Regions from separate parts of the Homo sapiens genome. Here regions 2 and 3 are each linked to region 1. The links are chromatin loops, found by intact Hi-C in ENCODE. Cell type or tissue: HCT116. All regions are shown on one strand.

Region 1 (8,000 bases):
GTAAAGATACCCGAAAATGTGAAAGCAACTTTGGAAATGGGTAACAAGCAGAGGTTGAAACAGTTTGGAGGGCTCAGAGGAAGACACGAAGGTGTGGGAAAGTTTGGAAGTTCCTTGAGACTTGTTAAATGGCTTAGACCAAAATGGTGATAGTGAGATGGGGAACTTGTTGGAAACTGGAGTAAAGGTCACTCTTGCTATACAAAGAGGCTGGCATAGTTTTGCCCCTCCCCTGAAGATCTGCAGAACTTTGAACTTGAGAGAGATGATTTAGGGTATCTAGTGGAAGAAATTTCTTAGCAGCAAAGCATTCGAGAGGTGACAGAGCATAAAAGTTTAGAAAATTTTCGGCCTGATGATGCAGTAGAAAACAAAAACCCATTTCTTGGGGAGAAATTTAAGACAGCTGCAGAAATTTACATAAGTAACCAGGAGCCAAATGTTCCCTCATCACCAAGACAATGTGGAAAATGTCACCAGGGCATGTCAGAGACCCTCATGGCCATCCCTCCCATTACAGGCCAGGAGGCCTAAGAGGGAAAAATGGCTTCATGGGCCAGGCCCAGGGCTTCCCTGCTCTATGCAACCTCACGACATGGTGCTCTGTATCCCAGCTGCTTCAGCTCCAGTCATGGCTAAAAGGGGTCAATGTACAGCTCCGGCTGTTTCTTCAGCGGGTGCAAGCCCCAAGTCCTGGCAGTTTACATGTGGTATTGGGACTGTGGGAGCACAGAAGTCAAGAATTGAAGTTTGGGAACTTCTGCCTACATTTCACAGGATGTATGGAAGTGCCTGGATATCCAGATAGAAACTTGCTGCAGGGGAAGAGCTGTCATGGAGAACCTCTGCTAGGGCAGTGCAGAAGGGAAATGTGGGGTGCAAGCCCAAACACAGAGTCACTACTAAAGCACTGTGTAGTGGAGCTGAGAAGAGGGCCACCATCCTCCAGACCCCAGAATGGTAGATCCACTGACAGCTTGCACCGTGCCCCTGGAAAAGCCACAGACACTCAACTCTAGCTGTGAAAGTAGCCTGGAAAGGGGGCTGTACCCTGAAAAGCCACAGAGGCAGAGCTGCCCAAGGCCATGGGAGCCCACCTCTTGCATCAGTGTGACCTGGATGTGAGACATGGAAGCAAAGGAGTTCATTTTGGAAATTTAAGATTTAAGGACTGCCCATTGGATTTCAGGCTTGCATGGGGCCTGTAGCCACTTTGTTTTTGCCAATTTCTCCCATTTGGAATGGGAGTATTTACCCAATGCCTATAACCCCACTGTGTCTAGGAAGTAACTAATTTGTATTTCATTTTACAGACTCACAGGTGGAAGGGACTTGCCTTGTCTCAGATGAAACTGTGGACTTTTGAGTTAATTCTGTAATGAGTTAAGACTTTGGGGGACGGTTGGGAAGGCATGATTGGTTTTGAAATGCAAGAACATGAGATTTTGGAGGGGCTGGAGCGAAATGAGATGGTTTGTCTGTGTTCCCACTCAAATCTCATCTTGAATTGTAGTTCTCATAATTCCCATGTGTTGTGGGAGGGAACCAGTGGGAGGTAATTGAAACACGGGGGCCACTCTTTCCTGCGCTGTTCCCATGATAGTGAATACGTCTCTTGAGAGCTGATGGTTTTATAAAGGGGAGTTGTCCTACACAAGCTCTCTTGCCTGCCGCCATGTAAGACATGACTTTGCTCCTCCTTTGCCTTTCACCATGATTGTGAGGCCTCCCCAGCCTTGTGGAACTGTGAGTCAATTAAACCTTTTTCCTCTACAGACTACCCAGTCCTGGGTATGTCTTTATTAGAACTGGGAGAACAGAGTAACACATTAGGGCTTGCAAGATATCCTATTGCAAGATATAAAGGTAGAATAGAACAAAATTAACAACATAAATTAAACTCTACTAATGAATGAGATGACGTTGAGGATGCTGCTGCTGCTGATGGTGGTGGTGATGGTGATGATGATGGTGAAATTGTATCCTGTCAGGTTCTGGTTACCAACCTCAAATCCAAATTTATTTTTAGCAGAAAAGTAGAACAAATTTTAAATTATAATAAAACCACTGATTATAATGATGCTTAATTTGTCATAGGCACTGTGTGAACTTATCGTGTATTTATTTTCTAATCCTCAAAACTACCCTTGGAATACACATGTTAAGAAGAAATACCTATGGTAAAGTTGAGGTTTAAAAAGATTAAGCAATTTGCCCAAGGTCAAATGTTTGGTAAATGAAAGAGCTTAGTCAGATTCCAACCCAGATTGTCTGCCTCCAAAACCTGTGTTTTAACCACTACATTCTATAGGCAGCATTGTTTATCAGGTAGGAATTTAGGCCACATTTGTCTACATGGATTGATTGTCTCCAACAGATTTGCCAAAATATTTCTTGGTCTTCACTAACATCAGTCAACTTTTAAAGGGTGAGAATGTATTCTTTGTGGGAAAATGAGTTCACTCAGTGAAAACATCAGGTGAGTGATCTTATATCCCTGTATTCTAAACAAAAATTGTAGAATTCAAAGCAATTGCTGATGTTTTCCAAGATAAGGCACTGTGAGCTTAAAATATATAAAGATATATACAGACAAACACATATTTACACATAGAGATAAAATTGATTTTTACACAGCTGATAATATGGGGGGTTTTATGCATGTCATCAACTAATAGCAAAGAAACAGGTTTGGCTATTTGAAAACGGCTAAATATTGTGGTCTCCCTGAAGATTGATCCTACATGTGATAGTCCTTAATATACACGAATATCAAAACATAAAAGTGTGTTAGATGTTAGATGTACACCACAGTTTACATGTTTATTCTGGATATATTTCACATGCACTCTGTACCAGATACTGGAGACATGAGGAGGTAAATAAAACACATGCCCTCATGGAGCCTTATGAAGTATTAGTCCCATTTTACAGATGAGGAAATCACTGGTTATCCAAAGACACACAGCTAGTAAACAATTAGAATGGAATATAAACTACTAGCTAGCATAGAGCTAATACAGTGTCTTTGATCAGTGTGATGCCTCTCTAAATGTGAAAGATGCCAGGCACAGTGGCTCATGCCTGTAATCCCAGCACTTTGGGAGGCCGAGGCTGGTGGATCACCTGAGGTCAGGAGTTCGAGACCAACCTGGCCAACATGGTGAAACCCTGTCTGTACTGAAAATACAAAATTAACCAGGTGTGGTGGCACACGCCTGTAGTCCCAGCTACTCGGGAGGCTGAGACAGGAGAATCACTTGAACCCAGGAGGCAGAGGCTGCAGTGAGCCGAGATTGCGCCACTGCACTCCAGCCTAGGCAAGACAGAGTGAGACTCCATCTCAAAATAAATTAATTAATTAATAAAAATAATAAGTAATAAATAAATGTGAAAGACACAACTTATCACAGCCAGGAGGATGGGAACGCTAAGAACAGTGTAGGATTCTAATGCCTTGAGATTTCTTCGCTTTTATACTTTTCACTATTCTCTTTTATTTTCTGTTAACAACTTTCAGGAAAATGCTTGAAATAAAAACACTGAGTTGCTATGATCTCAGGGGGCAGCAAGGAATGGGAGAAGGGAGCAAGGAAAATGTAGGCACCTGGTTCCCTCCCCGCTGCTATCTTGGCCCAAAACAGAGTGCAAAATTTGCTGTGCTGCTGGGCAGAAATTTTTAAGTAAATCAAGCCAGCATTTTCTGTTTTGGTCTAAAATGTTTAAAGAAAATTAAAGTTTTACACCGCTTACTATGAATCCTTAAAAGCATAGTTGATTTAGATGAGGGTTTCTCCACAGCAGCACCCTTAACACTTTGAGCCCAATACTTCCTTGTGGGAAGCTGTCCTATTCACCACAGCAAGTTTGGCAGCATCCCTAGTCTGTACCCTCAGGACATCAGCGGCACCACTCTACTTCCTCAAGTTGCAACAACCACAAATGTCTCCAGACATTGTCAAATGTAGTCTGGGGGTTAATATTACCTCTTGTTGAGAATCACTGATTTAGACAAGACTTGACAATCCTTAAAACCTGTTGGAAGATTTCTCCAAAGTGCGAACCCCTAAAGAAATTCCTTTTCTTCTATAAAATGGACACTGTATTCCTTTAGTGGCAGAGCCTTGCACCACACAACTATAGTTGTGGCCCTCTCCCTGGTCCCCACCCACAAACTCTTAAAGCAGGATAAATGATAATGCAATAATCCTAGTTGTTTATAAACCTTTTTATTCGTATATTTCACACGGAATCATTATCTGTCAAGAGCCTCCACAACTTTTAAGCTCTCATTAATTTAAATAATAAATGAGGTTCTTAAGCCCCCTTGTGGCGAAAAGCAGTAACAAGAATTACATCAGAAGAGGGAAAAACAGTGAAGCACAGTTAATATATGAAATTTCTTTACCCCAATATAAAATGTCTCAATGGCCGGGCGCGGTGGCTCACGCCTGTAGTCCCAGCACTTTGGGAGGCCGAGGCGGGCGGATCACGAGGTCAGGAGATCGAGACCATCCTGGCTAACACGGTGAAAACCCCGTCTCTACTAAAAATACAAAAAAAATTAGCCAGGCGTAGTGGCGGACGCCTGTAGTCCCAGCTACTCGGGAGGCTGAGGCAGGAGAATGGCGTGAACCCGGGAGGCGGAGCTTGCAGTGAGCCGAGATAGCGCCACTGCAGTCCGGCCTGGGCGACAGAGCGAGACTCCGTCTCAAAACAAAACAAAAAAAAAAAAAGTCTGGTTTTCCATCAAAGGGGAAGGGGGGTGAAATCTGCAGAATAATTGTTCCACTAACAGAAATTATGAAATTAGATAAAACAATTTCTTGAATTAGTTGGTGTATTAGTTCGTTTTCACACTGCTGGTAAAAACATACCCGAGACTGGCAATTTACGAACGAAAGAAGTTTATTTGACTTACAGTTCCACATGGCTGGGGAGGCCTCACAGTCATGGTGGAAGGCAAGGAGGAGCAAGTCACCTCTTGGGTGTCATGGTGTGTCAGGAGGCAAAGAGAGAGCTTGTGCAGAGAAACTCCTGTTTTTAAAACCATCAGATTGCCAGGCGCGGTGGCTTACGCCTGTAATCCAGCACTTTAGGAAGCCAAGGAGGGTGGATCACAAGGTCAGGAGTTCGAGACCAGCCTGACCAACATGGTGAAACCCTGTCCCCACTAAAAGTACCAAGTCCGGCATGGTGGCCCATACCTGTAACCCCAGCTACTTGGGAGGCTGAGACAGGAGAATCACTTGAGCCCGGGAGGTGGAGCTTGCAGTGAGCCAAGATCGCACCACTGCACTCCAGCCTGAGGGACAAGAATGAGACTCTGTCTAAAAAAAAAAAAAAAAAACCATCAGATCTTGTGACACCCACTCACTGTCAGAGAACAGCACGGGAAGGACCTGCCTCCATTATTCAGTCATCTCCTACCAGGTCCCTCCCACAACACATGGGAATTATGGGAGCTACAAGATGAGATTTGGGTGGAGACGCAGAGCCAAACCATATCATTTGGTAACTGCACAGTTTAAAACCAATAAATTACAGGCAGAACCAGAGTGCTCTAAGAAAAAAAAAAAAAGAATGTTAGGAAAAACTTTGTGTAATTAAAAAAAATGAACAAAATGAAAAAAACTGAGTCCTTATTTTTATTCTAGTTTGTGACTATAAACAAGTAACCTAACTTCTCTGTGTCTCAGTGTCCTGACCTAAATGCAAAATAAAATAAATTGTAGAGCTAAGACACTTTAGACATCATGTAATCCAAGTATTCCTTAAAAGATAACTGAGTCCCATAAAGGTTTACTAAAACCATACTAAGAATCATGCATATCCCCTAAGTTCCTGTCCAATTTATTCTATGATCTAGATCAAATTTTTACATACAAAAATTAAATGGTGGGTGACAAATCAATGTGTAAAGAAAAATGAATATATGTGATTATCTCTACTTCAAAAAGCAAAAAGGGAAACAGGTTGATATTAATTGACAAATGCCCATCAGCGAGTCAGGTAAAATCTCAGTTCTAGGGTACCCTGGGTAGGTATGGGATGGGAATCAACACCTTAAGGATCAACACCTGAGGGAAAGAATTTGGGCAGAGAAGGAGAAGGCCTCAGCTGACCCTTCAGGAGGCTCTGAAGCTAGGATTATCCAGTTTTAGGTGGTCCTTTTCTGAGACAAGCGGTTGCTCATGTGAATCAGTTATTGTGTCCAGACTACCCGAAGGAAGAGCTATGATCTTGAGCAAAAGAAGAGCATTTTCCAGAGAGAATTGAGAGCTTAGGGTTTCATCTGGCGGCACTCCTGACCGCCAGGGAAAATGAGAGGAATAAGTCTTTTGATCTGAAGGGGGCATCTGGGCAGCGCATCTCAGCATCCACTGCAGTAGACAAGCCTGAGTAGTGTACCACAGTCTCTTACCCTCAACACACTAGCCCCTGAGCCTGATGGCAGAACAGAAGTAGAGAGGAGCCAAGAAGCAGTAACGTCTCTGTGTGCCTCGGAAGCCAGAGCTCTGCTTCGGTTATTTTATACCCCTACAGTGCTCAATGAATGGAGAAATCAGGAAAGTCAGGTTGGAGTTCAAATCCTGACTTCATCCTTTGGGCAAATTAATGGACTTTTAATGTTGGTTTCTTCTGGGACATATTTTCCAGGCACATCCTCCCTCATACCTATTTCCACTTAAACCTCTGGCCACAATGGTGATGTTTAATTTAAAAGAGACTATGGGGCCGGGCATGGTGGGTCACACCTGTAATCCCAGCAATTTGGGAGGCCGAGGTGGGCAGATCACCTGAGGTCAGGAGTTTGAGACCAGCCTGGCCAACATGGTGAAATCTCATCTCTACAAAAATACAAAGATTATCTGGGCATGGTGGCATGCGCCCGTAATCCCAGCTACTTGGGAGGCTGAGGCAGGAGAATTGCTTGAACTTGGGAGGCGGAGGTTGCAGTGAGCCGAGTTCATGCCACTGCACTCCATCCTGGGAGACAGAGTCTCGCTCTGTCTCCCCCCCCAAAAAAAGAGAGAGAGAGAAACTATGGTGCCCCATTCAGGTTTGTCCACTGTAGTGGATGCTGTTATGTGTACTGCCCAGATCCTTCCTTCAGATCGAAGGACTATTTCCAATGCAAAAATGTCAATCTCATATATGGTTTATCCATATATATGTCTTACCAACTTAACTGTCAGTTTCTTGAAGGAAGAGCTCATGTTTTCACTATCTTGCATTTGATCATATGTTTTATTGGCATAATACTTTACCGTATGCAAATCCTCCTACACAGGTGATCCCACTTGGATTATTCTGTGAAATAGGGCCTTTACAATGTTGCAGATGAAAACACTGAAGCTCATAGAGAGTAAGTGACTTGCCCAGGGTCACACAGTCATGTGATTGAACTCAGGTACCTGAGCCCATATCCCCAGACACCAAGTTGAATATTTGTTACTCAAGAGGATACAGCCTTTATGTTTATTAATGCTTCATGGTTCATAAAGTGCTAACAAAGAAATTATCCCATTTGACCCAAATAATGATCTGGTAAGATTTTCGTGGCTGGTGCTATTATACATATTTGATAAATGGAGACTCATCCATCAAAGAAACGTACTACTTCTTCTCTGATATGCAAGCTATTATGCCAAGTTAAAGAGAGCCAGGTATGAATGGTTCCAAACCCCTTCAATCAAGAAGTTCACAATCTAGTGCAGGAGATGGACACCTTATTGACTATTACAGTGTGACAAATGCTAAATAAATGCTATTATAGCATGACAATGATAAAGCTAAAGTATATACACAAAGCTATGTAAATGAAAACAGAAAATAATTCTGTTTCCTGAGAGTATTGGGAAAGTCTTCAAGAAGGGGTGATGCTTGCTCTGTGCTTTGTAAGTCTGTCCTCAGGTGGAAAACAATGTAGAATTTCTCAGGGACAGGATGAAAGACACACTGTTGTAATAGTGCATAGTCTTCCCAATAAAAAGCTC
Region 2 (8,000 bases), 92 kb after region 1:
AGGGTAAATTCCTAGACATTGAATTGCTTGAGTAAATGCATACGTACTTTATTAGCTATTACTAAATTCCCCTCACTGGAAATGTAATACTTTATGTGCTCAGTACCAATGTATATATAGGCCAATTTTCCACAATTCGTCAGTATTTAATTTTCAAGATTTTTGACTGTGGCCATCTGATAGATTAGAAATCGTATCTCATTATAGTTTAAATAGCATTTTTCTGTTGAGTGAATTTAAGCATCTTTTCATATGATTAGCAGCCACTTTGTTTATATTTTTCTGTGAATTAACTATGTCACTTGCCCATTTTTCTGTTCGGTTTTAAATATTTTTCATCTCTCAATTTTTGGGACTGTTTACATGTTGTAGAAAATAGCGCTTTATCTCTGACATAAGTTGCTAATTGTTGCTCTTAGTTTGTCATTTGTATTGTTGCTGTAGCTATGCTGTTTTGCAATTGAACAATTACATACATGCACCATACATTTCTACTCAATGTACTGAGCTTAATTTTTTTCTTTTATTGCTTCTAAATTTGTTTTGGTTTGTAGTTTTTGTTATAACCTAGATATTATAACCTCATATCTAGGTTATAATAAAACAAACCCATGTTTTCTTTTAGTAAATGTGTGACTTCTTTTTTAAAGTATTTGTTTATTTATTTTTTATTTTTATTTTTATTTTAGACAAGGTCTTGCTCTGTTGCCCAGGCTGGAGTGCAGTGGCACAATCACAGATCACTGCAGCTTCTCCCTTCCAGGCTCAAGCAATCTTCTTGCCTCAGCCCCCCGAGTAGCTAGGACTACAGGCACACACCACCATACCTGGCTAATTTTTTAAAACAATTTTTTTTTGTAGAGACTAGAGTCTAACTATGTTGCCCAGGTTGGTCTTGAACTCCTGAGCTTAGGCAATCCTCCTGCCTCAGCTTCTCAAAATGCTGGGATTGCAGGTATGAGCCACCTTGCACTTTTAAATTATTTTATACCTTGGATTAATTTGGAATTCATTGTGGTATAGAGTGTGAGTTATGGATCCAATTTTATTTTACTTTTTTCAAATTACTGTACAGTTGTCTCATTATCATTTATTTAAAATAGCATTTTTACCCAGGTGATTTGAGATTACACTTTTATCTTTCTCTAAACTTTCCTAGCTATTTGTTGTTATTTCTGAACTTTTTTTCTGTCTTACTGTTCTGCATAATCATGTACCATTCTACATTGTTTAAAATTATAGAAGGTTTATAGTGTATTTTAATACTGGTGAGGTTAACCTATTCTTTTATCTTGCTGTTTCAGACTTTGTATTGCTACTCTTACCTATTTATTTTACATGTGAACTCTAGAATAAACTTATCTAGCCCCAGAAAGTCAAAAATTAAAAAAACTTGTATTTTCCCCATACAATTGACATATAATAAAGATAAACATAATGTTGAGTGTCCTATTCAAAAGAAGATATTTCCACAAATAATAGAACACTTTAAAAGAAACATCATTTTTCTACTTTTACCAATAAAACCAGCAAGTAAGGCAAAGTAGAACCGCTTCAGTATAAGACCTTGGATATCTTTTAATAAATAGGTAAGAACTAATTATGATGAACTCATTTGTGACTTGAACACATATGTTAATACTTAAGTCATTGCTATTAAAAAGGCTCATGTCTCTTATTTATAAATATTGCTTGGAAAACTTCTTAATAGTTAATAAATAAAATTAGACCAGTTCACATCACAAACCAAAATACATTTCTTATGTATTTAATTAAACACAAAACTTCAAACCACTAAATTTACATATAATAATGAAAAGCAAAAAAAATCAAACAATTAGATTTTTAGAACAAGACTTAAGTCACTGAATCTTGAGTGGAATACAATTTTTAGCATAATCATTAAAAAAAGAGGCAGGGGGCAATGGCTCATGACTGTAATCCCAGCACTTTGGGAGGCTGAGGTGGGCGGATCATGAGCTCAGGAGTTCCAGACCATCCTGGCCAACATGGTGAAACCCTGTCTCTACTAAAAATACAAAATTAGCCGGGCATGGTGGCACATGCCTGTAATTCCAGCTACTCGGGAGGCTGAGGCAGGAGAATCCGGGAGGCGGAGGTTGCAGTGAGCTGAAATCGTGCTACTGCACTCCAGCCTGGCGCCAGAGCAAGACTCTGTTTCAAAAAAAAAAAAAAAAAAAAAAAAAGAGGAAAAGAAAGAAAAATTGATATGGGGATCCAAAAGTGGGGAGAATGTGAGGAGGGATAATGTTGAAAATTTACCTATTAGATAAAATGTTCACTATTTGGGTTTTGGGTACATTGGAAGCTCAATCCTCCCCAGTATGCAATATACCCATGTAACAAACAAGCATATGTAGCTCCTGAATCTAAAATAAAATAAGAAAAATCTGTATGAACTAACATGAAAAGATACTCAAGCTATATTGTTGAGTTGAAAACTAAGTTGCAAAGCAATATACGATGTGATTCCACTTTATAAGTGACAAAGTATATTTATGTGTTTTTATTATGTAATATGCACACACAAACACATATGGAGAGAATTCTGGATGGATATATAAACTATTAACAATTGTTATTCTTGGAAAGTAGCAGGCATGAGAGATGAGAGACTAGAAACTCACTGTATACTTTATATGTATGTAGTTATATACTGTTCAATTTCAATTTTTGTAATAAAGATTTATTTCATGACATTTTAAAATAACTTTTTAAATTTTAAAATAAAGCAATGTAAAAATAAAAGTAAAAGATTGATAGAATAGAAATGTCAAATATTTAAAAGATTTAAAAGCATCATATCTAATATTCTATTACATGAATATTAGTCTATTACATGAATAAAAGTCTGAAATTTTTGCAGCAAATAACAAAGGGCCTTATATTCTCAATAGGTAAACAGTCTCTTGTAGTTAATGGTTTAAAAATACAGCAAGAATCTAGCAGGTATACAGAAATAATTTGTATCATTGCAAAAGAGTATTAAAAATGATGACAATAATCTTGCTAAAAATCGAAGACCCATAAATTCCAGTAAACATAAGTGCTCCCCTCCCAATCAAATTAGCAAGATCTTGTTATCCATCACTTACAATGTAAAACAATTGCTTGGCCAGGTGTGGTGGCTCACGCCTGTAATCCCAGCACTTTGGGAGGCCAAGGCGAGTGGATCACGAGGTCAGGAGATCGAGACTATCCTGACCAACATGGTGAAACCCCGTCTTTACTAAAACTACAAAAATCAGCTGGGTGTGGTGGTCCATGCCTGTAATCCCAGCTACTTGGGAGGCTGAGGCAGGAGAATTGCTTGAACCCGGGAGGTGGAGATTGCAGTGAGCCAAGATCGCGCCACTGTACTCCAGCCTGGCGACAGAGCGAGATTCTGCCTTAAAAAAGAAACAAACCAACAACAACAACAACAAAAAAAAAAAAAAAAAAGAAAAGAAAGAAAAAGAAAAAAGAACTACTCAGCTCTGGGACAGTGAGGTCAAATGGGATAGGTTGGCACAATCATTTGAAACAAATGTTACACATTATATGTTTAGATTTAAAAATGTTCATATCCTTTGATATAGTAGTTAAGCTTATAGGAATCTGCTGAAAGGAAATAGTTCAAAATGCGGCAAAAATTCTAATGAAATGTTTAGAAACAATTCAAGTGCGCCCTCTATTGGGAAATAATCTAGAAGTAAAATCTGACATCTAGTGTTCACTGCAATAACTACATAGTATTAACTGAATGTCTCATAGTCCTATCATAAGCAATGTCTTGTAACAAACAGTGTTTAAAACCTAAAGCATATTTTGCCTTGGAAACACATACACCTGTTGGTGGAAGGGAAAATTGCACATAAATTAGTAAGAGGAAAATTCAGACATTAGCTATGCGTTTTGTAATTTTTTAAGTCACTAGAGCAAGATTAAGAAGTGAACAAGTTGTCTCAAGGAAAAAATTTCCTCAAGTGGTGAACAAAATTGGGACAGTCCTGGGAACACATATGACACTAGAACTACTGAGGTGGGAGGGGGTAAGGAAAAAAGGAGACACTAGGAATGACTATCTTCCTTCTTTTATTCCATCCTTCAGGGCCAAGATCAGAAAAAGCAAAGTGTTATTAATGATTAGGTTTTATTGTTGGAGCTTGGATTGAGAACCCTGGGCTATGAGAAGCTTAGGAAATGTTAACTAGCCACACTGATGTAGAAAAAAAAATATGTATTTTATGTTTCTACTATCTTCATTTTCCCCACTGAAACAAATAATTTTAATCCAACCATTTCAGGCAAGAAGGAAGAAATAATATTTGTACTCCATGTTTTGTTACTCCATCTGCTACCTTTTACTTTCATTGTCATTTTTTCCTTGCCCCTAGTATTTATTGAGGTTAGAAAAAGGATACAAAATTTGAGGTGTATCAAGGACAGCTTAAGGAAATTTAATATATATTTATCTCATGTTCTTTCTGAAAATTCAAATCACTGAACAAAACTTAGTGACTAAAAAAATGCAAAATTAACAGAATCAAATCTTGTATTATTAAATGAGATTCTATTTTAGAGGCTGTATAAATGTTCCCCACAATTGCACTTCCCTCTCTTGCTCCCAAAGTTTGAGCAGTTGAATTTTCAGTTATTCCCCTCTATGTCTCTTCAGTGATTCTTAGGCAGACTGAATACTCATTCTTGCTAAAATATACAGATGCTTACAAAACCTAGTCAAGATTTATCCCAAACAGAGAAACACACGTCTCAGGAAGCTGAGCATGTTGCCTGTACTGACTCCCTTTATCATTATATCTAACCATAGCCACACCATAAAATACGTGCCACCATTTACCAACTTTTACCTTTAATAAAACCTATTAAACTGTCTTCAAAACTATTTACCTACATACTTGCCCCCTCTTTACCTTCACAGTTGAATTTCAAATGGATTACACATATTTTCTGTAATTGTTTTTGCATTTAGTGTTATTATGTACATCTTTTCTGTATCACCAAACCTAGTTTTCTAGTACTCCATAAAATTTCATCGAATGCTTGTACTATATTTAACCAGTGAATTACTTAAAATATTTAGGTTTTTTCACCTTTACACACAATGCTGTAATAAACATCCTTTTATACAAATCTTTGCATACTTTTATATTATACCAATATAAATTTTAAAAAGTGGGATTTTTATGTAATGGAAATATGCATTTTTTTTCCAGATTTCAGGCCTGTTTTTTATTAACGAATATTCCTTATTGCAGTACAACTTGCATACAGAAAAGTAGATATATCATAATTATATAGCTTGATAATCATATGCTCTAGGCCCTGACTCACAGGGGGCGAGGAGGAGGTGGTTAGTCATGCAGATTTGCCTATGGAAAGACTGAGCCCAGCAGGGAAGGGCCTGGCTAAGTCAGGGCTGGAGGGAACATACTTGTGTTACCAAGTGGAACACAGCTGTGTAACAAAGTGTTACAAAGTGAACACACCTTTGTAACCCACCCAAGTCAAGAATCAGAATATTACTGGAAATCCAGAAGCCATTTCATGTCCAGTTTTACTTACTATCCTTCTGAAGGGTAATTACTTCCTGACTTCTACAGATATAGATTCATTTTGCCTGGTTTTAAACTTTATAGAAACAGGATTATGCAATATGCAGTTTCTGGCTTCTTTTTGGTACATATGTTTAAAATATTTGAGAGTGAAATATGGAATGAAGATGTTTCATTCCTAATGTATTCTTGACCTCTCAGCATAATTTGACACCATTGACCATCCCTCCATTTTTAAATTTTTCTTCTTTCTCTTCCATGGGAGTCATCTCCTGGCTTTCCTCCTATCTTCTGGCTGCTCCTTCTCCTATTCCAGAGCCTTTCTTTTCCCTTGCCTTAAATAGTTGATGCATTTAAGGTTCAGTCCTAGACAACCTCAGCTAAATTCATGGCTTCTGTTATCATCTATATCAGTTATCTGTTATCTATATCTATATTTATATCTATATCTATATCTATATCTATATCTATATCTATATCTATATCTATATCTGTTATCATCTAAGTCAATACATCTATCCCAAATAAATTCTCTGAGATTTAGACTCAAATATCCAACTTGGTCCCATCACTTGCATGTTTCAAAACTCAACATCCCAAAACTGAACAAACAATTTTCCCTGCTACAAATTGCTCCAGATCTGAGATTTTTCCAGGGTTTCTGATCTCAGTGAAAACTATCACCAGCTGTGGCTTTCACAACGTAGAAGCCCAGTAGTCATCCTTGACATTTCTCTCTCAGCATACCCTACAGCCACTAAATTATTAAGTTCTGACAACTCTTCCTTTTAAATAGTTTAAGTAACTGTTCACTTTTCACCATTATCATTGCTAGCATTCAGATCCAAGCTACCACCACCTTTTGCTTAGCTTATAGCCTCCCAACTAATTTCCAAACAGATTAATGCGCTGCTTAAGGCTTTTTTTTTGGTTTTTATATTACATTGAAGAATTTCCTTGAATTAACAAATAAAACCTATGTTAATCAAGCCTCTTCCTACTTCTTTTTGTTGAGACACAGTCTGGCTCTGTTGCCCAGGCTGGAGTGCAGTGGCGCTATCTTGGCTCACTGCAACCTCTGCTTCCTGGATTCAAGTGATTCTCATGCCTCAGCCACCCAAGCAGCTGGGCTTACAGGCATGTGCCACCATGCCCAGCTAATTTTTGTATTTTTAATAGAGATGGGTTTTTGCCATGTTGGCCAGGATGTTCTCTAACTCCTGGTCTCAAGTGATCCATCTGCCTTGGCCTTCCAAAGTGCTGGAATTACAGGTGTGAGCCCCCACGCCTGGCCCCGTTTCTACTTCTTGAGTTTTTCTCTTCTCCTTGTCCTCTCCTTACTCCAGACTTTCTCTGCACATGCCTTAAAAGGGTCAGAAACAGTGTTAAAAGTTGAGCAATTATATCCAACATAGTTAGCTGGAAGATGAAAGTAAGAAAATAGTATAAGAGCAATTTGGTAGGAACAAAAATCTTTCAAATATGGGGTCTGTTTTGGAGGTGCGGGTGAAGGTAGAAAATTCAGAATGTAACGAGATAAGGGAATAATTATTTACAAACTGTTCCAAGCTGCTTAAGAGGCCAATTAGCATAATGACTAGTAGTATAGGCTTTGCAATCCAACAAACCCATGTTCTGATCATGATTTGGCCACTTAGAGCCTGCATGACTTTGGTGACTCATAACACCTCTAAGCAAGAATTCCCACAACAAAGCAATACCTTATCCCTCACCAGGATTAAGTTATATACATCTCATATTTGGTACAATTATTAGCACATAGTTAAACGTTAAATGTCAGGCAAATTATCATTAGGAAGAAAATAAGGCTATAATAATATTGCTATATATCAAGCAGGATTAACTCATGCTTAAGCGATGCTAAACATAATTAGCGTCCTTAGGGCATATTCTCCTAAGAGGTTTATGGACTCTGGTTACTTGGTGCTTTCCCCTCTGGATCCAAGGCTAGATAAGTTTCCAGGTAACTGTGGGCTCAGGATGAACTAAGCATATATTTACTCTTACTGAGTCCTATTTTTTTAATTAAAATGTGTTTTACTTCAGCCAGTTTGCTTCCTTTTCTCAGAATGAATGCCTGAAAGTTGGATTTTCCCTTATCTTTGTAGTCAGAATTTTGTGACCTCCTTGGGGATAAGAAACCAATATTTTCTATATAGCTAAGTCAACATTATCAAGACAAGGCAAATCTAACTATTGTGTTAGTGCCTGCTTTTATTATAAATAGAGAACAGAGCTGGTGATGCTTATCTCTTTCTTTACTGACCTTGAAAGGTATACATACACAAGCAATCAGAACCCAAATTAAGAAATAATGACAAGAATAAGAGAAAACTAAAATTAATATTTTAATTATGTAAGCATTTTAATTTTCATTATAAAAAAGGATACATGATTTAGTGA
Region 3 (8,000 bases), 230 kb before region 1:
ATACTTTGGTCATGTATTTTTCTTCTTAGTGAGTTTCAGAATAAAAAATAAATAAATGAAAAGAACGGTCACAAATTCAAGATTATAGGCTGAATTTGAATTCTATGTTTTACTCTCTCACACATACACTTGAGAGCATTGATGTTTTCTCATATGAACAGTAAGAAGACATAGAATTTGTGTTAATAACACTTGCAACTTTGTCCTCAATAATGAATCTCTTAGTTTGGGTTACCCCAGACACACACCTCTACACAAGGGTTCAAGTGGAAGTAGTTTATTTGGGAAGCAGAGAGTACAGTTGTTGCAGGGTGGGAGATGTGGAGAATAAGCCAGAGAAGTAAGTAACAGGTGTGATTTTAAGATATCTCCCTTTGTGGATCTTATTGCCCAATAAAAAGTGCTTCAACATGGTCCAAAGTATGAACCTGGAAAAACCCTAATAACAGGATAACAAGTGCATTATTCTGAAGACTAATGTGATGTCAGCCTGACGTTGAGAAATCCTCAAAATTAGTACTGGAGAAATGGAATCCAATATAATGAGACATTATAAATTCAAAAATGCTATAAATCACTGTTTAATATAAACTATAAATTTGCATTACCTATAGGTCTGCAAAATATATGTGACAAATTCCACTTAAAAGAAGTAACACTAATTAATATTTTTCTGGTAACAGAAGAAATCAGCTAGAGACCAATTTAATAAGCTCGTCACCGACTTGCCAAATGTACAAGAAGAGATCGTTAATATACACAACGCCCTCAGGAGAAGAGTAGTTCCACCAGCCAGCAACATGCTGAAGATGGTAAGATCAAAAAATAGCAACAACCATGATTGCAATAATAGTAATGGTGTTTACTGAGTTTTATTAAGTTCTATGCACTTTCAAAGTGCTAAAAGTTTTATCTTCACAACAAATCTTTTACATAGCAGAAGAAACAGAGGTCCAGAGAAGGTAAGTAACTTTCTGATGATTATATGGTTAGTCAATGACAGAGCTCAGCCAGTCTAGCTTCATTCCTCCACACCCTAAGACAGTGCTTCTCAACCTTTAATGTACTCAAGAATCACCTGAAGAACTTAGTAAAGCACACTTTCCTGGGTCTCACTCTCTGATATCCTGATTCATGAGGTCTGACCTGGAGACCACCACAAGCTCCCAGCTGATGCTGATGCTGCCAGTACACACGACAAATATTGATTAACAAGTTATCCATGCATTTCATAGCTGTCTTCATTGGGCAGTAGTCCAGAGGCTAAGACACTCTTCCTAGAATTAAAATATCCAGATATCTAGTTAGTTGATGTGGCCAGGTAAATAAATATTGGCAAATTTATCCCCCAGTTTCATTGCATCCCATAAATAGGAAGAGAAATTATTTCATTATAAACCTGCTATGCTCTGCTACAAGACAAATTTAGGGAAGTCTCAGGTGTTTAGGTGATTACCCTCACATTTGTTATCCAGCAGTATCACTCAGTTTCATGAGCACCCTCAGCCTGCTTCCTTGAACCCTGGACCGGCCTGTAGCAACAAGGGTTAGAAATAGTGCAGGCTCTGGAGGGTGATTCTAAGGAGCACCTTTCTCTTGCAAATGATGAAGAGGATGAAACAAGGAAATACATAAATGATTTTGAGATTTATCTCTTAATCACTTTAAAATCCAAAGGGGTATTTGAACTAAAAATAAAAATCAATAGCTTTCATAGGCATTCCTGCATGGTGTTGTAGCCAACATACATGTGTTTATTATTTACAGGCATTTTTCTAATACCTTGTTACATTAACTCACTTCCTTCTCCCAATAAAATTGTCTTCATTTTACATATTATGACACTGAACCTAAGAAAAATTGAGTAGCTTATTCAAAATCTTAAGGACTGGGGCCCAGATTAAAATGCAAGTGGGCCAGATCTGAGGAGCTGGAGAAGTAGAGTCCAAATTCCTTGGTTGCCAGATGAGCAAATAAGTTTACCTAGGAGGTACAAACAGAGTTAAAGAAAAGTAAAAAATATAGCCTCCGATTTCAGATTGGAGATGAAAGGCAAATACAGAAAAAACACTGGAAAAATACAAGAATACATATATTCAAGTACTAACACAAAAAGATATGAAATATCAAGAAGACGATAAAAGTAAGTGTACCAGTAAAACTGAGAAATATTTCAAAGGAAATACGAGAGTTCAGCTGCTCCACAAACAATGCATAGGACATGTATAGGATTAGAAGTAGCAACAGCAAATTTAAGGAACAATAGGACTGAAGAGTTAACCACAATTACCAGGCAGAGATTTTCTTTAAAAAAAAAAGTTTCTGAACACAATATTAGAACCTAAGTAGAGTCACTTGTTAAAGCTGGAATTCAGAGCTTTGGTACGATCATAAATACAAACTTTAATTTTAATTTTGAATATGTCTCAAAAAAGGAGTATCTCACCAACATTAATCAGAGGTAATGTCCTATACATCATCTTCAAAGTGCAAACATCCTGCTATATTTTAACCAGATAAGTTCCAGTTCCGGTAAGTTTTCTTTTTTTATTTTATTTTATTATTATTATACTTTAAGTTTTAGGGTACATGTGCACAATGTGCAGGTTAGTTACATATGTATACATGTGCCATGCTGGTGTGCTGCACCCATTAACTCGTCATTTAGCATTAGGTATATCTTCTAATGCTATCCCTCCCCCTCCCCCCACCCCACAACTGTCCCCAGAGTGTGATGTTCCCCTTCCTGTGTCCATGTGTTCTCATTGTTCAATTCCCACCTATGAGTGAGAATATGCGGTGTTTGGTTTTTTGTTCTTAGTAGTGAATGCCATGGTATTCCCCCAGCCCAGAGAGGCTATACACTGGTAGATGTGTTGTGTCCTCTCTGCTTATCAGTTAGACATAGCCATGACTAAAATATTTTTTTTTGTTTGAAACTATCAAAACCTACAAAACCATGGTTTTACCCAGTGCTAGGCTAATAAGTTATTTAATTCATCTCACGGTTTAGTAAATTCATCAACCCCAAGGGTAATTCTAAACATTGACCACAAGATGGCAGCAAATACATATTATAATTAAACTACATGCTCAGGACGACACTGAAAATGAGTGTCCTCCAAACAGTCTAAACAGTAGCTGAATGATTTACATAAAAACTTATAGTAAAAACAAACTCTATGACTTCTGTTGGCAATCTGTTATATGCACATATAAGGGTATTCTTTTAAATGGATGTATATGCTGCTGAACACCAGGGGTTCAGCCAAGGTCTAGTTGCTTGCAGCACAAAAATGAGTATTGCCCATTGCCTGGGAAGAAAGGCTTTCATGAGGGTGATGTCAGCCTGACTGTCAAATCCCTCCCTCTCCCTAACCAACCAAAGTTAAAAGTTTATATAGGAGGGACAGAAAACAAGAGGGACAAGGAAGAGGATTTGGTCAACAGGCAGCAGCTGTGTCTCCTTGACCAGGTGTGGTGATCAGGAAAGCCTCAGTTCCCTGCTACCACCTGCGGGGCCCGATGGTGGGTTTCCTGACAAAGGAACTCAGATAAGACAAATGTTCATAGGCTCAGTTCTTTGTAAAAATTGGGCAGTTTCATATACACCACAATGATAGGAGACTGTTAGGGAGATCATTTATCACAGAGTGTCATACTTACAGATGCAGAATTTCTCCCTTTCTGCATTGGGAGAACAGCTGTTACTTAGTCATACCTGACCAAATGCTTCAACTCAGCACAGTTGATGCACACTGAGAGTCAAGAACACATACTCTGAAGCCATCCTAAGTGGATTCAAATTCTTATTTTGTCAGTTATTTATAGTGTGACCCCGAAAAGTTACTTAACATCTCTGTGCCTTATTTCCCTTATTTACAAATGGATATAATATTTTTTTTTTGTAGAGTTGCCATGAGGTTAAAGTGAGAGAAGATACACACAGAATTGGTGACAGATTCTGGCATGTGGTGTTAGCTTTTATTTTTGTTATTCATAATTTTAGATGGAAATATGACTCTATACTTGCTTCTAATCACAGCCAGCATTTATTCAATACAGAAGATTTGTCACATCTCAGTTGTATTCCTTGGAATATCACATTTGAACAAACCTTTGGGCATAAATTACAGGTAACAGTTTCCAGATGGATAAACTGAGATTCAAAGAGATAAAATAACATGTCTGAGTTTAAACTACAAATAAATTACTAAGTAACTCTGGTCTGTTTCCCTGGAAGCATTTACTTAAATTCTCTACTACATCTGAGAGAGAATCTATCTCTGAATGTAATTACCAAGTTTTGAATTTGTGAATTCAAGGGCCAACATAATAAATTGAAATTGTTGTCTTTCTCTTTCTACTAGAACGTTTAATAGTAATCTCATTATTTAAATTTCTAGTTGATACAATTGAAGATATTATATCTCGTGGATTATTAAAAACAATAAATTAGAATCTTATGAAAATATTAATTGGAACATGTGCTTTTTTTTTCTTTCCACTACAGAGTTGGAGTGAAGAGGCTGCACAAAATGCCAGAATTTTTTCAAAGTATTGTGATATGACAGAGAGCAACCCCCTTGAGAGGAGACTTCCAAGTAAGTGTGTATCTATATGACCCGCCTTTGGACTAAAAAAAAAAAAAATAGTAAAACAGGGATTGTTATGTACCCTGATGAAAGTAAATTAAGTCATCTAGATTTCCTCATTTGCACTGGGTCATACAAGGCAGTGAATTGTGGACTATTACACTGTTTTAACTCATTAATTTTTAAGGTTTATATCTTTAAGTTTTCAGATTCCAAGTTCTGGAGTTTTCAGATTCCAAGTTCTGACCATCAGGAGAAATGAATAAAAAATCTCAGTATTGCAGAAGAGTGGAGTGAGCAGCTAGAAACCTAGGTCTCCATTCTGTGGAGTTACTATAGCTACTGAACAATAGCACCATGGGGATCTGCTTAGCTTTGGAACGATAATGCAGTTGAGAAATAAGTTATATGCAGCCCTGCTCAGCTGCCCATAAGACAATTTTAGGTGCTCAAAAATGAGCCCATCTTAAAGCATATAAATTAGGTAACTTACTGCTAGTTTCCAGGAAATAATAAAAAAAAACATTATTGCTTCTGTGTTACGCTGTTTTTGTGTTGCTGTAAAGAAATACCTGAGCCTTGGTAATTTATTAAGAAGAGATTTCATTAGCTTATGACTCTGCGGGCTGTACAGGAAGCATGGCACCCACATCTACTTGGCTTTTGGTGAGACCTTAGGAAGCTTACAATCATGGCAGAAGGTGAAGGGGGAGCAAGTGTCTCACATGGTGAGAGAGGGAGCAAGAGAGAGAGAGTTGGGGGGTGCCACATACTTTTAAACAACCAGATCTCATGAGAACTCACTCACCATTATGAAGACAGCACCAAGTTCTTTGAGGAATCCACTACCGTGAGGTAAACGTCTCCGGTCAGGCCCCACCTTCAACACGGGGATTACATCTCAACATGAGATTTGGAGGGGACATCCAAACTATATCACCTTCACTCAGGAATAAACATTATATTTTAACATGAGAATCTTTTTTTAATTAACATGTTTTAAAAATGCTGATTCACATTTATATCTACAGATTATTTGGAATCTTAGTCCAATGCTTTTTAGCAGTGAATTAGCAAAGTGGTTCCTGCCTGCCTTAAGAAAAGACAGATACTCCTGAATACCATGTTCAACCAAAAGCCCACACCATACATGAATGGCTAAATAAACAAATGTTTATTCAACATCTTTGTATTATGAACACCTGTGTGTAGCTTCCTTTAAGCCATAGACCCTGTTAGCACTCTTATGCTTCTCTGATTTGGTTTCACCTATCTAAAGCAGCTTGGAAGCAGCAGAGACTGAAATGTTGATGATTTGATTTCAAAACTTGTTCATCACCTACTATCAACGTTTCACCAAACTTGAGTACCACATGCTCATTCATCAATGAGAAAGATTTTCAGTGGGGATACAACTTATTTTACTCCCTCTCAGAAGATGTTGTCAAGATGATCAGTGAACCATTCATAAAATAAAAATGAGGAAAGTCTCCTTGTATACTATTTCCCATTTGTTCAGAGTATGACCCAGCCCGTTTTCTCATTTCAGATACCTTTTGTGGAGAAAATATGCATATGACATCTTATCCTGTATCATGGTCAAGTGTAATTGGAGTCTGGTACAGTGAGTCTACAAGTTTCAAACATGGAGAATGGACAACAACGGATGATGACATAACTACTGACCACTACACTCAGGTAACCTGTGTGCTGGCAAACACACACATTGTTTAAGAGATAAGCATGTGTGTGGAAACGTAACTAAGAAACAACTGAAAATCATTCTACCTTCTTATGGCAATCTTTACTCAATTTACTGAGTTCCTCTTATAATTTGAAATAGAAGGAAGTGTTCTGTTCAAAATACGACTTAGAGAAGATGCTTAACCTCTTAGTATCCTTCTTTACTCACTAGATTTTTCAGGAACTCACAAAATCATAAGACATCAATCTCATTTGATATTGGTAGTATTTGTAAAAGTGAAAATAATGGTACCTTACAATACAGAGAAACCCCTGATTTCTAACTTTAGTTTTATTGTGGTAAGATATACATTTAAAAAATTACCATTTTAACTATTTTAAATGGTTTCATGTTCAGCATTAATGTGGCATGAATGTTCAGTGGCAATAAGTCCACTCAAATCGTTGTGCAACGCCATCGCCAGAATATTTTCATTTTCCCAAACCGAAACTCTGTACTCATTAAACAATACCTTCCATTCCTCTCCCTACTTCCCCAGACCTCTGGCAACTACCACTCTACTTTCTGTCTCTGTGAATTTCACTACTCAAAGTACCTCATAAATTTGGAAACATACAATATTTGTCCTTTTGTGTCTGCTTTATTTCACTCAGCATGATATATTAAATCCATGTTCATCCATGTTGTAGCATGTGTCAGAATTGTATTCTTTTTTTTAAGGCTAAATGCTATTTCATTGCATGTGTATATCACCTTTTGCTTGTCTGTTCTGATGGGCATTTGAGTTGTTTCCATTTTTTTTTTTGGCTATTGTGAATAATACTGCTTTAAATATTGGTGTGAAAATATCTGTTTGAGTGCTTGCTTTCAATTGTTTTGGGCATATGCCAAGGAGAGGAATTACTGGATCATATGTGAATACTGTGTTTATTATTTGAAAAACTGGAGTACTATTATATTTTCTGTTGCAGCTGCACCATTTTACGTTCCCACCAGCAATTTACAAAATTTGCAATTTCTTCACATCTTTGCTCTATTAATCTGCTTAGGATGCCATAACAAAATACCACAGCTGGGTGGATTAAACAACAGAACTTTATTTTCCCACATTTTGTATCCTAGAAGTCTATGATCTTAATAGAGCATAGTTTCTAGTGAAAGCTTTCTGCCTGACACCTTCTCACAATGTCCTAACATGGCTTCTCCCCAGTGCAAAAGAGGAGCCAGAGAGAGTCAAGGATAGAGACAGAGACAAGAGAGACCATAAGAGCAAGCTGTCTAGCATCTGTTCATGTAAGGACACAAATCCTACTGGAACAGGGCCCAAGTCGTATGACTTTATTTAATCTTAATTATTTCCTTAGAAACTCTATTTTCAGATACAGCTACACTGGATGGAAGTTAGAGGTACAGAATACGAATTTTGGGGGAAGAATTCAGCTCATAACATTGTACCATTGCCCCTCCCCAACAAATTTATTTTTTCCTCACATGCAAAATAGATTCGTTCCATCCCAAGAGCCCTCAAATTCTTAATTTATTCCAGTATCAACTCTAAAGTCTAAGGCCCAAAGTCTTACCTAAATATTATCTAAATGCATGAGATTCAAGATGTGATTCATCCAGAGGTAAAATTTCTCGCCAGGAGTGAACCTATGAAACAAAAAATGTTATATGCTTCCATAGTACAACAGAAAGAC

What was found. Peaks named below come from ENCODE experiments on the same cell type or tissue, not always from the same donor. Only the 100,000 strongest peaks of a DNase experiment are listed, where the experiment ranks them.
Region 2: it touches region 1 in a loop (3-fold over the local background); 11 of 110 quality-filtered maps call a loop at or near these places.
Region 3: it touches region 1 in a loop (13-fold over the local background); 68 of 110 quality-filtered maps call a loop at or near these places.

The regions. Positions count from the first base shown.
Region 1 is chr6:49,619,567-49,627,566 of GRCh38, reverse strand. All of the region lies in intron 1 of RHAG (Rh associated glycoprotein), which reads left to right. Among named protein-coding and RNA genes, the nearest start is that of RHAG, 13 kb to the left of the region's middle. In HCT116, a CTCF peak has its summit at 4,320 (motif pointing left); a DNase peak (open chromatin) is centred at 4,356; H3K4me3 peaks cover 988 bases; H3K27ac peaks cover 507 bases.
Region 2 is chr6:49,528,011-49,536,010 of GRCh38, reverse strand. It overlaps GLYATL3 (glycine-N-acyltransferase like 3), which reads right to left. Exons shown (of 6, transcript NM_001010904.2): 6 at 7,933-8,000. Among named protein-coding and RNA genes, the nearest start is that of C6orf141, 19 kb to the left of the region's middle. In HCT116, a CTCF peak has its summit at 3,728 (motif pointing left); a DNase peak (open chromatin) is centred at 3,750; H3K4me3 peaks cover 740 bases.
Region 3 is chr6:49,844,813-49,852,812 of GRCh38, reverse strand. It overlaps CRISP1 (cysteine rich secretory protein 1), which reads left to right. Exons shown (of 8, transcript NM_001131.3): 3 at 684-812; 4 at 4,514-4,604; 5 at 6,145-6,293. Among named protein-coding and RNA genes, the nearest start is that of CRISP1, 18 kb to the left of the region's middle. In HCT116, a CTCF peak has its summit at 3,049 (motif pointing right); a DNase peak (open chromatin) is centred at 3,092.